2 separate regions of the Homo sapiens genome follow, and region 2 is linked to region 1. Evidence: read pairs that join two places in POLR2A ChIA-PET (ENCODE). Cell type or tissue: Caco-2. All regions are shown on one strand.

The links. ChIA-PET counts read pairs that join two places held together with the same protein. Peaks named below come from ENCODE experiments on the same cell type or tissue, not always from the same donor. Only the 100,000 strongest peaks of a DNase experiment are listed, where the experiment ranks them.
Region 2: POLR2A ChIA-PET joins it to region 1 with 10 read pairs; 2 of 35 experiments call an interaction of 5 or more read pairs at or near these places.

Annotation. Positions count from the first base shown.
Region 1 is chr15:69,412,144-69,417,143 of GRCh38, reverse strand. KIF23 (kinesin family member 23) reads right to left here and starts at 2,795. Exons shown (of 24, transcript NM_001367805.3): 1 at 2,668-2,795; 2 at 1,081-1,150. The coding sequence starts at 2,678. KIF23-AS1 (KIF23 and PAQR5 antisense RNA 1) reads left to right here and starts at 2,115. Exons shown (of 2, transcript NR_132971.1): 1 at 2,115-2,992. RefSeq lists silencers at 2,396-2,475, 2,506-2,625. In Caco-2, no CTCF peak of the experiment used is centred here; DNase peaks (open chromatin) are centred at 2,163 and 2,873; H3K4me3 peaks cover 1,828 bases.
Region 2 is chr15:68,222,745-68,227,744 of GRCh38, reverse strand. The region is part of intron 1 of CLN6 (CLN6 transmembrane ER protein); the gene reads left to right. Among named protein-coding and RNA genes, the nearest start is that of CLN6, 4.5 kb to the left of the region's middle. In Caco-2, no CTCF peak of the experiment used is centred here; no DNase peak of the experiment used is centred here.

The DNA.
Region 1 (5,000 bases):
ATTGCAGTGTATTCACTATTATATTGTACACAAATAATAGTTATACTACTACTAATATCTCTAAAAGTCAACAACATGTCACACGAGATTTTTAAAACTGTTAGAATTTCTTGGAAATGGATGTCAATTTAAAAACTTGTCAGCTTAACCCAACATTTAATATACAAAGACATTTTTATTTATTTATTTATTTAGAGACAGAGTTTCTCTCTTGTCACCCAGGCTGGAGTGCAATGGCATGATCTCAGCTCACTGCAACCTCCTGGGTTCAAGCAATTCTCCTGCCTCAGCCTCCCGAGTAGCTGGGATTACAGGCACCCACCACCACACCCAGCTAATTTTTGTAATTTTAGTAGAGACAGGGTTTCGCCATGTTGGCCAGGCTGGTCTCGAACTCCTGACCTCAGGTGATCCACCCGCCTCAGCCTCCCAAAGTGCTGGGATTACAGATGTGAGCCACCGCACCCAGCCTACAGAGACATTTTTGAAAGCAGGGGAGGGGGCTTGAGGAAAACTCATTCAGCTGTGTGCAAAGCACCCGGTTCCCTTAACTCAGAGCCAGGGACCCACTCCAGTGGCAACGAGGGATAGATTTAAAATACCTCAGAGCAAAGAACCCTTTTTGTTTGCCATTTGTTGTTTTGTTTTAAAATTCTTATTCTTTTTGCCTGCTTCATTTTTTCTTCATAATTTAACTGAATTAAACTTGGTCCCAAGAAGTTTGGAACTCTCCTCATGCCATCAGTTACTGTATGGCATGAACTCAGTTCATATTCTCTGGGATGAATATGAACCCAGTTGGAGATTTTTAATTATCTAACTCTCCAAATTATAATTACAGAAGGTATGCAGTTGACAACCAAAGACTTCATTTTACTGGACTAATTTAATTAATCTTATAGAGAAAATTTCACAGCTAGCACTAGTTTTACACAATGTAGTACATCCATTTAACTAAATGTTCTTTGATTATACTTCCACATGTCTTCTTCTTTCCCTTCCAAGCATACACATAAGACAGAAAGGACTGAAGAGATAAGTTTCTTAAACACCACACATAAATTTACAGGGATACCTTACCCCAACTGGGTCTTTAAGGTTCGTTTGGGACCCTTTTTTCACGGTAGGTTTCCGGGGTGTCTTAGCTCTCCTGGTCATAGATTAAAAAATAATAATAACTTTTTTTTCAGTTCAACACGAATACAAAAGCCTCACCTAAAACTTATACAATCTTTCTAGGTTATCTGTAAATTATCCCTTAGCAGTTGCAAAACACTGCATCCCAAATAACATTAATAATCATAGTAGCAGAGTGTTTGTGGCATGCGTAATCCAAAAGTAATTAAAATTTGCTTTAGAATACATTTTTGGTACCAAAGCTACCTACTTATTCTCTGATTAGTTCTATACTTAAAATGGCTTGCATATTTTCTTGAGCAACAATTTAACAGAGGCACTACAAATTATAACTGCCCACACTTTACAGACTGACAAGCGATTAACTTCAATACACTATAAAAATGCACATGGAGGAAACCATTCTTTCGTCAAGGGTTACGCCTGTACTTTCAAGGAACAACCAGTCATTGAATGCTCAAAACATTACTCTTTGTCTCCAAACAAAATCTGGTCCCAAACTGCCAATTTCTTGGTTTCTTAAGTAGGGGCAATCAAAAAGTTATTTTGATTGATTTCACCATTTCTCTAGCATCTCATCTTTTTCCCTTCACATTTATCTATAGGCTAGATATACATTTAACACATTAAAATTAAGTAAGATTATTGGCTTCGACTGTAGTTTAAAAATATTTTTCCAAACATATTCTCAGATGAAACACAAGCAAATTCGTGTTATTCAGTGCAAAATACTTTGTGGTGGGCTTAAGTTAAACTCAACGTATATTTCTTATATATAATTTTTTTCATCTAAAGATTTTGACTTCGGCCTCTTAATAAACAAGTTGTCTTTTGCAAACGACTCCCTAAATGGTAATAAAGCCAATCCTCTCCTTTGCACGACAAATATTTCTTTACCCAGGAATGATGCTGCGCCGAAAATATTAGCTTAGGAATGTGGGCGGAGGTTCTCTGCGGCCACAAAATACAGCAGAAGTAACTGGCCTGTGTAAGCGGATGGGCTCGGCCTCAAGGACAGGGTGCTCGGCTGAAAAAAAAGCTAGCGGCGATCACCGGTGCCAGGGCTCTCCAGAAACGGAGCCCATCTAACCAATGCCCAGCACACTCGCTCTGCTCCACACACGAGACCACCTCCGACCCGCACTAAGTTGGCCAACTGCACTCTGGAGGCGGCGGCAGCCAGCGAGGGAGAAGGGAAAGGCTGTCCCGGGACCCCGAGGAGGACTGCCCCGCCCCCGGGAACCGGGTGCGGCGTAAAACAACCCCGGCTCCGGGCCGACCCTTCCTGGCCCCTTGGAGGCCCAGGCGGGGCGGCGGGGGGCGACGCGGCAGGGGTCTCCGCGCCCAGGCTCCCGCGGAGCGGCCACACGTGGAGGTTCCCACTTTGGGGTCGCGGCCGCAGCAGCACCGGGCGGGATGCTGTCCGCGCTGCCCGCGTACGGCCGCGGCCTGAGTGGAGACGCCTGCCCCCAGCCCCGAGGCCTCGGCCCCCGTCCGCCCTCTCTCCCTGCTCGGCGGCCTCGTACTCACGCTGACTTCATGGCAGCAGGCTCCACGCCGCCCAAACGCGCATGCGGGACGGCTGGCTGGCGAAGACTGCGGGACGTTAGGACCGGCAGCAAGAACTAGAACTTCGCGGCTAAGGCGCGGTGCTCTGCGAAGCCGGCGGCGACGCTAAGAGCCCAGGTGAGCTCCCGCCTGGCGCATTTCAAACGGGCCAATCAGCGCCCGTCCGCAGGGAGAGGCAGGACCTCCGCGGAAGTGACTTCGCTGCCGGAAGTGGCGCTTGTCTCCTAGGCGACCGACGCTGAAAGGGCCGCGGAGTCGCGTGTCAGGGCTGGAGGGAGATCTTGAGGTATGGTATTTAAACTCTTCCGCCTTGCGATGACGAAACTGAGGGTTTCTTTTCCTCCATCACAAGAAGTTCAATGGAAGGGCCTTTCCAGGGTTGATTCAGAGGTCGGAATGTCGTTCTGGTGAAAAGTGTTGTATTCCTGTGCTGTGCCCTGCTCCAAGTCTCAGGCTCCGTCTCTCTGGCTCCCAAGTCACCACATTATCTTGGCGTCTTTTCTCTCTCTGATTCACCTTTCCTGGGTTTCCCTCCAGCTCTGTCCTATATGTACATTATTTTATCAAATCTTTTTTTTTTCCTTTTTTATTTTTTGAGGTGGAGTTGCTCTGTCGCCCAGCCTGGACTGCAGTCTTCAGCTCACTGCAACCTCCACCTCCTAGGTTCAAGCAATTCTCTTGCCTCAGCCTCCCGAGTAGCTGGGATTACAGGCGCGCACCACCACGCCCAGCTAATTTTTGTATTTTTAGTAGAGATGAGGTTTCACCATATTGGCCAGGGTGGTCTAGAACTCCTGACTTAAGGTGATCTGCCTACCTTGGCCTCCCAAAGTGCTGGGATTACAGGCGTGAGCCACTGCGCCCGGCCTGTTTTATCAAATCTTGATTGTGTTTGATCCTGGCCTTACGGAGATGAATAAAATTTGGTCCTTACCCTTAAGGGGCAACCTTTTGAACCTACTCTTGCCTTAGATGAACTGATTCTATATCACTTCTGTCTTTGACCCTAAGCCGATGACTACCAAATACACATCTACACCTGGGCTCTCATGGAACTCTAGCCCCTTCTCAACTTCCTAAAGGACCACAGCACTGGTAAGGATAGTCACAATGTCCTTGGCCAATATTGTTGGTGCTCAGGAAACGACACCCCAGAGTATGGCTCTTTGGCACACTGAGTGCTTTGAACTAAAGAAGACTGAAAGTGCCTCAGAGAAGCCTTAAAAGCAAAGTCTGTCTCTGACTTTCTCCTGCCCTCTTGTCTCCCACCCCTCTGTGTCTCCTAAAGCAAATAATAGAAACCAGAATTTCTGTTCCCCAAGGCGGGTCATGGAAACTAGAACCCCTTTTCTCCCAAGCAAGCCAGAAACATTATTCTAGAAAAACCTAGAAATATTAATCTAGCCTTCCCCCACCTTTTTGTGTAAGAGCTGGCCATAAAGACATTCTTTGATGTACCTTGTCATAAGACCCTCGTTCCAAAAGGGTCTTGCCCTACACTCAGGAAGAAGGAAAGCTGCACAGAGAGGCCAAGAAGAATCTGAACAGACAGGACTTGCTGGATTCCTCCTTCAGTCTGTTACTATTAGATCATACTCCTTTTGTACAATCACATTTCTACACAGCTGTCCATTCTTCATCTCATCTAAGCATAAAAATGGACAGCTTTCCCTGGGTCTTTGGGTCTTCATTTCTGAAGGCACTTACATCCCATAAAACTGTGATTCAATAAGTTATCCATTTATCTTGCTAACCTGTTTTTTGTTATGGTAGTGTCAGCTGTGACCCTTAAGATGGGTAAAGAAAAGTATCACACCTTTTCCACCCCTACATTGCACATTAGGATGGTTCCAACTTTTCCTATTACAGATACAGCTATAGTGAATGAATGTGGAAATTTATACAATGCAGGTAAATATGTAGGAAACATTTCTAGAAACAGAATTGCTGAGTCAAAGAGTATACATATGTGTAACATTTCACAGATATTGCAAATCATTCTCCATAAAAGCTGTCCAAATGTACACTCCCACCAGCCTGTATGAGAGTGCCTATTTCTCCACAATTCTCAAAGTGTTATCAAACTTTTCAGTAGCTACCAATCTATTGATATCTCATATCAATTGGTGAGAAAAAACATGTAGTTAAATTTTTCATTTATTTTCAGATAAATGTTGTCTATTCATATATTTTAGAGCCCTTTTGATTCCTTCTCTATCAACTGTGTTCATATTCTTTGCCTCTTTGTTCTATTGGTTGTTCGTTTTTCTTAATGATCTGTGAAAGTTCTTATA
Region 2 (5,000 bases), 1.2 Mb after region 1:
TGGAGGCCCAAAGAGGTTACATCATTTGCTGGCAAGAACCAGGGCCTAAACCCAGGGTTTCTGACTTACGGGCTCTGCTCTTACGACTCCACTTTGGCTGCTAAGGAGTCATGTCCCTCTTCCCCTGTGTGAGCTCCCCACCAGCCAGGGTATTCCCAGGGGGGTGGTGTGAGGGTGGGAGCTCTCTGTCTCCCAGGGTGTCTCTGCCCCCCACAATGTGGCTTCAGCCCATTCCCAGTATCATTGCTGCTCAAGAGAGTAGGCAGAATCATCCTGTCCAGTTCCTAGGATGCTTGGATTTCCTCTGCTGCATCCGTGCTTTGCTCACTACCTCTTAAGGTAACCCATTCCAACGTCCACCTGCTTTGTTGCCAGTTTTTGTATTATAATGAAAGTGTTACAATTAGGCCGGGTGCCATGGCTCACGCCTGTAATCCCAGCACTTTGGGAGGCCAAGGTGGGTGGATCACTTGAGTCCAGGAGTTCGAGACCAGCCTGGCCAACATGGAGAATCCCCGTCTCTACTAAAAAATACAAAAATTATCCAGGTGTGATGGCCCATGCCTGTAATCCCAGCTACTCAGGAGGCTGAGGCACCAGGATCCCTTGAGCCTGGGAGGCGGAGGTTGTAGTGAGCCGAGATGGCGCCACTGCACTCCAGCCTGGATGACAGTGAGACTGTCTCAAAAAAAAAAAAAAGTAAAAAAAGAAAAGAAAAGAAAGTATTATAATTAGTGCCCGTGATAAATCAAATAGCAAAGGCTTCAAGTTTTAAAAAGTAGTAATCCCTGTCCCACTCTTCCCTAGCACCAGAGACAATCACCCTAGCTTCTTTTAGCTCTTTTTTCCAGAGTCAAATTCCTATTTCCAAATAATATGTTTATAACAATAAAAAACACTAGCACTTTTTATGGATCAGGCCCTGCTCTTAAGTTTTTGCATGTATTAATTAAACCACGACCCTTGAGATACGATCTACTGGCCAGGTGTGGTGGCTCATGCCTGTAATCCCAGCACTTTGGGAGGCCGAGATGGGCGGATCAGGAGGTCAGGAGTTCAAGACCAGCCTGACCAACATGGAGAAACCCTGTCTCTACTAAAAATACAAAAATTAGCCAGGCATGGTGTCATGCGCATGTAGTCCCAGCTACTCGGGAGGCTGAGGCAGGAGAATTACTTGAACTCAGGAGGCGGAGGTTGCGGTGGGCCAAGATCGCGCCATTATACTCCAGCCTGGGCAACAAGAGTGAGACTCCGTCTCAAAAAAGAAAAAAAAGGGATAGGATCTACTATTATCTCCATTTTACAAATGAGGACATTAAGGCCCAAGAAGTTAAGTGACTTGCTCAAGATCTGGTTAGTGGCAGAGCTGGGATATGAACCCAAACAGTCTCCAAAGTCCAGACTCTTTTTTTTTTTTTTTTTTGAGATGGAGTCTCACACTGTTACCCAGGCTGGAGTGCAGTGGCATGATCTCAGCTCACTGCAATCTCCGCCTCCCGGGTTCAAGCGATTCTCCTGCCTCAGCCTCCCAAGTAGCTGGGATTACAGGTGCTCGGCACCACGCCCAGCTAATTTTTTGTATTTTTAGTAGAGACGGCGTTTCACCATGTTGGCCAGGCTGGTCTCAAACTTCTGACTTTGTGATTCACCCGCCTCAGCCTCCCAAAGTGCTGGGATTACAGGCCTGAGCCACCGCGCCCAGCCAAGTCCACACTCTTAAAAACTACACTCAACTGCTATTTCTTGGTTTATTTTATTTTATTCTTTTTTTGAGATGGAGTTTCACTCTTGTCCCCTAGGCTAGAGTGCAGTGGTGCCATCTTGGCTCACTGCAACCTCCACCTCCAGAGTTCAAGCAATTCTGCCTCAGCCTCCCGAGTAGCTGGGATTACAGGTGCCCACCATCACGCCCATCTAATTTTTGTATTTTTAGTAGAGATGACGTTTCACCGTGTTGGCCAGGCTGGTCTCTAACTCCTGACCTCAGGTGATCCACCTGCCTTGGCCTCCCAAAGTACTGGGATTACAGGCATGAGCCACTGCGCCCAGCCTTTGATTCCTTTTAGAAAAAAGGAAAAATTTTAAAAATTAGCCATGTGTGACAGCACATGCCTTTCTGTGGTCCCAGCTACTCAGGAGGCTGAGATGGGAGGATTGCTTGAGCCTGGGAGGTCAAGGCTGCAATGAGCCATGACTGTGTCACTGCACTCCAGCCTGGGTGACAGAGCAAGACCTTGTCTCCAAAACTAAAATAAAAAGATGATATTAGTCCCCTACCCTAAACTTTAGCTTTCCTCACCCCTTCCTACAATTTCTGTCCTCTGTTTTCATGTTATCAAAGTAGACTATAATTATCTGCTGCTTTAAAACCGTAATTATCTTCCATGTTTTATCTGTGGATTGACTCTAAACATTGAAAATTAATATAAAATGTGTATGTTATTTAAGCCATGTATTTAATAAATATTGTTCCAACAGAGCCAAATAATGTTTAACAGTTACATTTGCTTTCTTATGTTACTTTTGTTTTTCTTGGAGTTTCTAGTTGCCTTTCTTTATTCTCTCATTATATTTGCCTTCATTTCCTTAGTTTTTTTTCTGTTCAAGCTTTTCATTGTCTTGTATGTCACCATTCTTTAAATAGAAGCAAAATTAGTCTCTCTGTGGTCCCCATTTGTGGGTTACCGCTTGACTTGTTCAGGATGAAACCCCTTCCTTTTCTGCCAGGCAGCCCTGCAGATGCTGCTGACTGCCTTGAGGATTTTAAGTGTATGGCATGCACTCCTCAACTGTCGTGGTGTCATTGTCCCCATATGGTAGACTTGGAAAGCTGGGAAGGAGAGAAGAGTCTAACCTTGTTTCAGGTTATCTGCCATTGTGCCATCACCATTGTTTTCAGCAGCATTTGCTAGTGATTGAGACCTAGCTGGCACAGGCTGGGGGCTCAGTGTGCTAAGTCTGTGGAGCCAGGAACTTGGGACAGGGTTGAGGTTGCTCATCCTCAGGACATGAGCTGGGGGAGAGGATGCCTTTACCATTCCATGATCTGCCTCCCGTGGGCAGAGTTCCAGGAGAAGAAAACCAGGCAGGTGCTGATTAATCTTTTTTTTTTTTTTTTTTTTTGAGACAGAGTCTTTTTGTATTGCCCAGGCAGTGCAGTGGTGCCATCTCAGCTCACTGCAACCTCTGCCTGTGAGGTTCAAGCAATTCTCATGCCTCAGCCTCCCCAGTAGCTGAGATTACAGGTGTGCACCACCATGCTGGGCTAATTTTTGTATTTTTAGTAGAGACGGAGTTTCGTCATGTTGGTCAGGCTGGTCTTGAATGCCTGGCCTCATGTGATCTGCCCAGCTCACCCTCCCAAACTGCTGGGATTACAGGCATGAGCCACTGTGCCCAGTCTAATCTTGATTTGCAAGCTGGTTGCTGAGTGTCCACTCTGTGTGCCTGCTTTTTTTTTTTTTTTTTTTTTTTTTGCAATAAGGTCTTACTCTGTCACCCAGGCTAAAGTGCAGTGGTACGGTCATAGCTCACTGCAGCCTTGACCTCCCAGGCTTAAGTGATCATCCTGTTTCTGCCTCCTGAGTAGCTGGAACTACAGATGTGTGCCACCATACCCAGTTAATTTTTAATTTTTAATTTTTAATTTTTTAGAGTTGTTTTTTGTTGTTGTTGTTGTTGTTGTTGTTTTCTTTTTGAGACAGTTTCACTCTTACTGCCCAGGCTGGAGTGCAATGGCGTGATCCTGGCTCACTGCAACCTCCGCCTCCCAGGTTTAAGTGATTGTCCTGCCTCAGCCTCCCAAGTAGCTGGGATTACAGGCGCACACCACCAAGCCTGGCTAATTTAGTATTTTTATATAGAGACAGGGTTTCACTGTGTTGGCCAGGCTGGTCTCGAACTCCTGACCTCAGGTGATCTGTACACCTCAGCCTCCCAAAATGCTGGGAGTACAGGCATGAGCCACTGGGCCCAGCCCCCCTCTTTTTTTTTTTTTCCTGTCCTACTAAGTTAGGCTGGACTAATGACAGGGATTCTCATTGACCAAGGTGCTTCCTGAGGTGGAGGAGGAGGTAGTCACTGAGCCTCTAGTGTATGCTGGGTACACATAACTTCCAGATACACACATCTAAGTGTTCATGCTTCCAAAATCCCTTTATTCCTCGTACCGAACATCCTACTTTTTGCCAAGTTTGGAGGTATCAGAGCAAGAAACTGAAGGCTGTTACCTCTTTCGCCACCCAAGTTCTCTGGGCCTGGAGGTTATCACTCTCTGCTTTTTGAGGCCTTACCCTGATGGCTACTGAGGAAGGAGCTGGGTGGGGCCTCTGTGTTGGTCACTCGTCTCAGACCACTGAGCAGTCCTCAGGGTTACTGGCTATCTGTCCAGTCTGAAGATCGAGCCGCCCGTCCCTTCTCTTTCTCTGGCTCCAGTAAGCCAGGCATCTCAGCTCCATGCAGAACCTTCTTCACTTCCACCTCCAGGCCTTTACCCTGCTTTCCTGCTTTTCTGCCTAGTTAGATTCATCCATCCGTGCTTTGAGGCTCCCTTCCCTCATGCAAGCTTTGTGTATTGCCCTAGGCCACGCTGATCCTTTTCTTTTTTTTTTTCAGTATTTATTGATCATTCTTGGGTGTTTCTCAGAGAGGGGGATGTGGCAGGGTCATAGGATAATAGTGGAGAGAAGGTCAGCAGATAAACACGTGAACAAAGGTCTCTGGTTTTCCTAGGCAGAGGACCCTGCAGCCTTCCTCAGTGTTTATGTCCCTGGGTACTTGAGATTAGGGAGTGGTGATGACTCTTAACGAGCATGCTGCCTTCAAGCATCTGTTTAACAAAGCACATCTTGCACCACCCTTAATCCATTTAACCCTGAGTGGACACAGCACATGTTTCAGAGAGCACGGGGTTGGGGGTAAGGTTATAGACTAACAGCATCCCAAGGCAGAAGAATTTTTCTTAGTACAGAACAAAATGGAGTCTCCTATGTCTACTT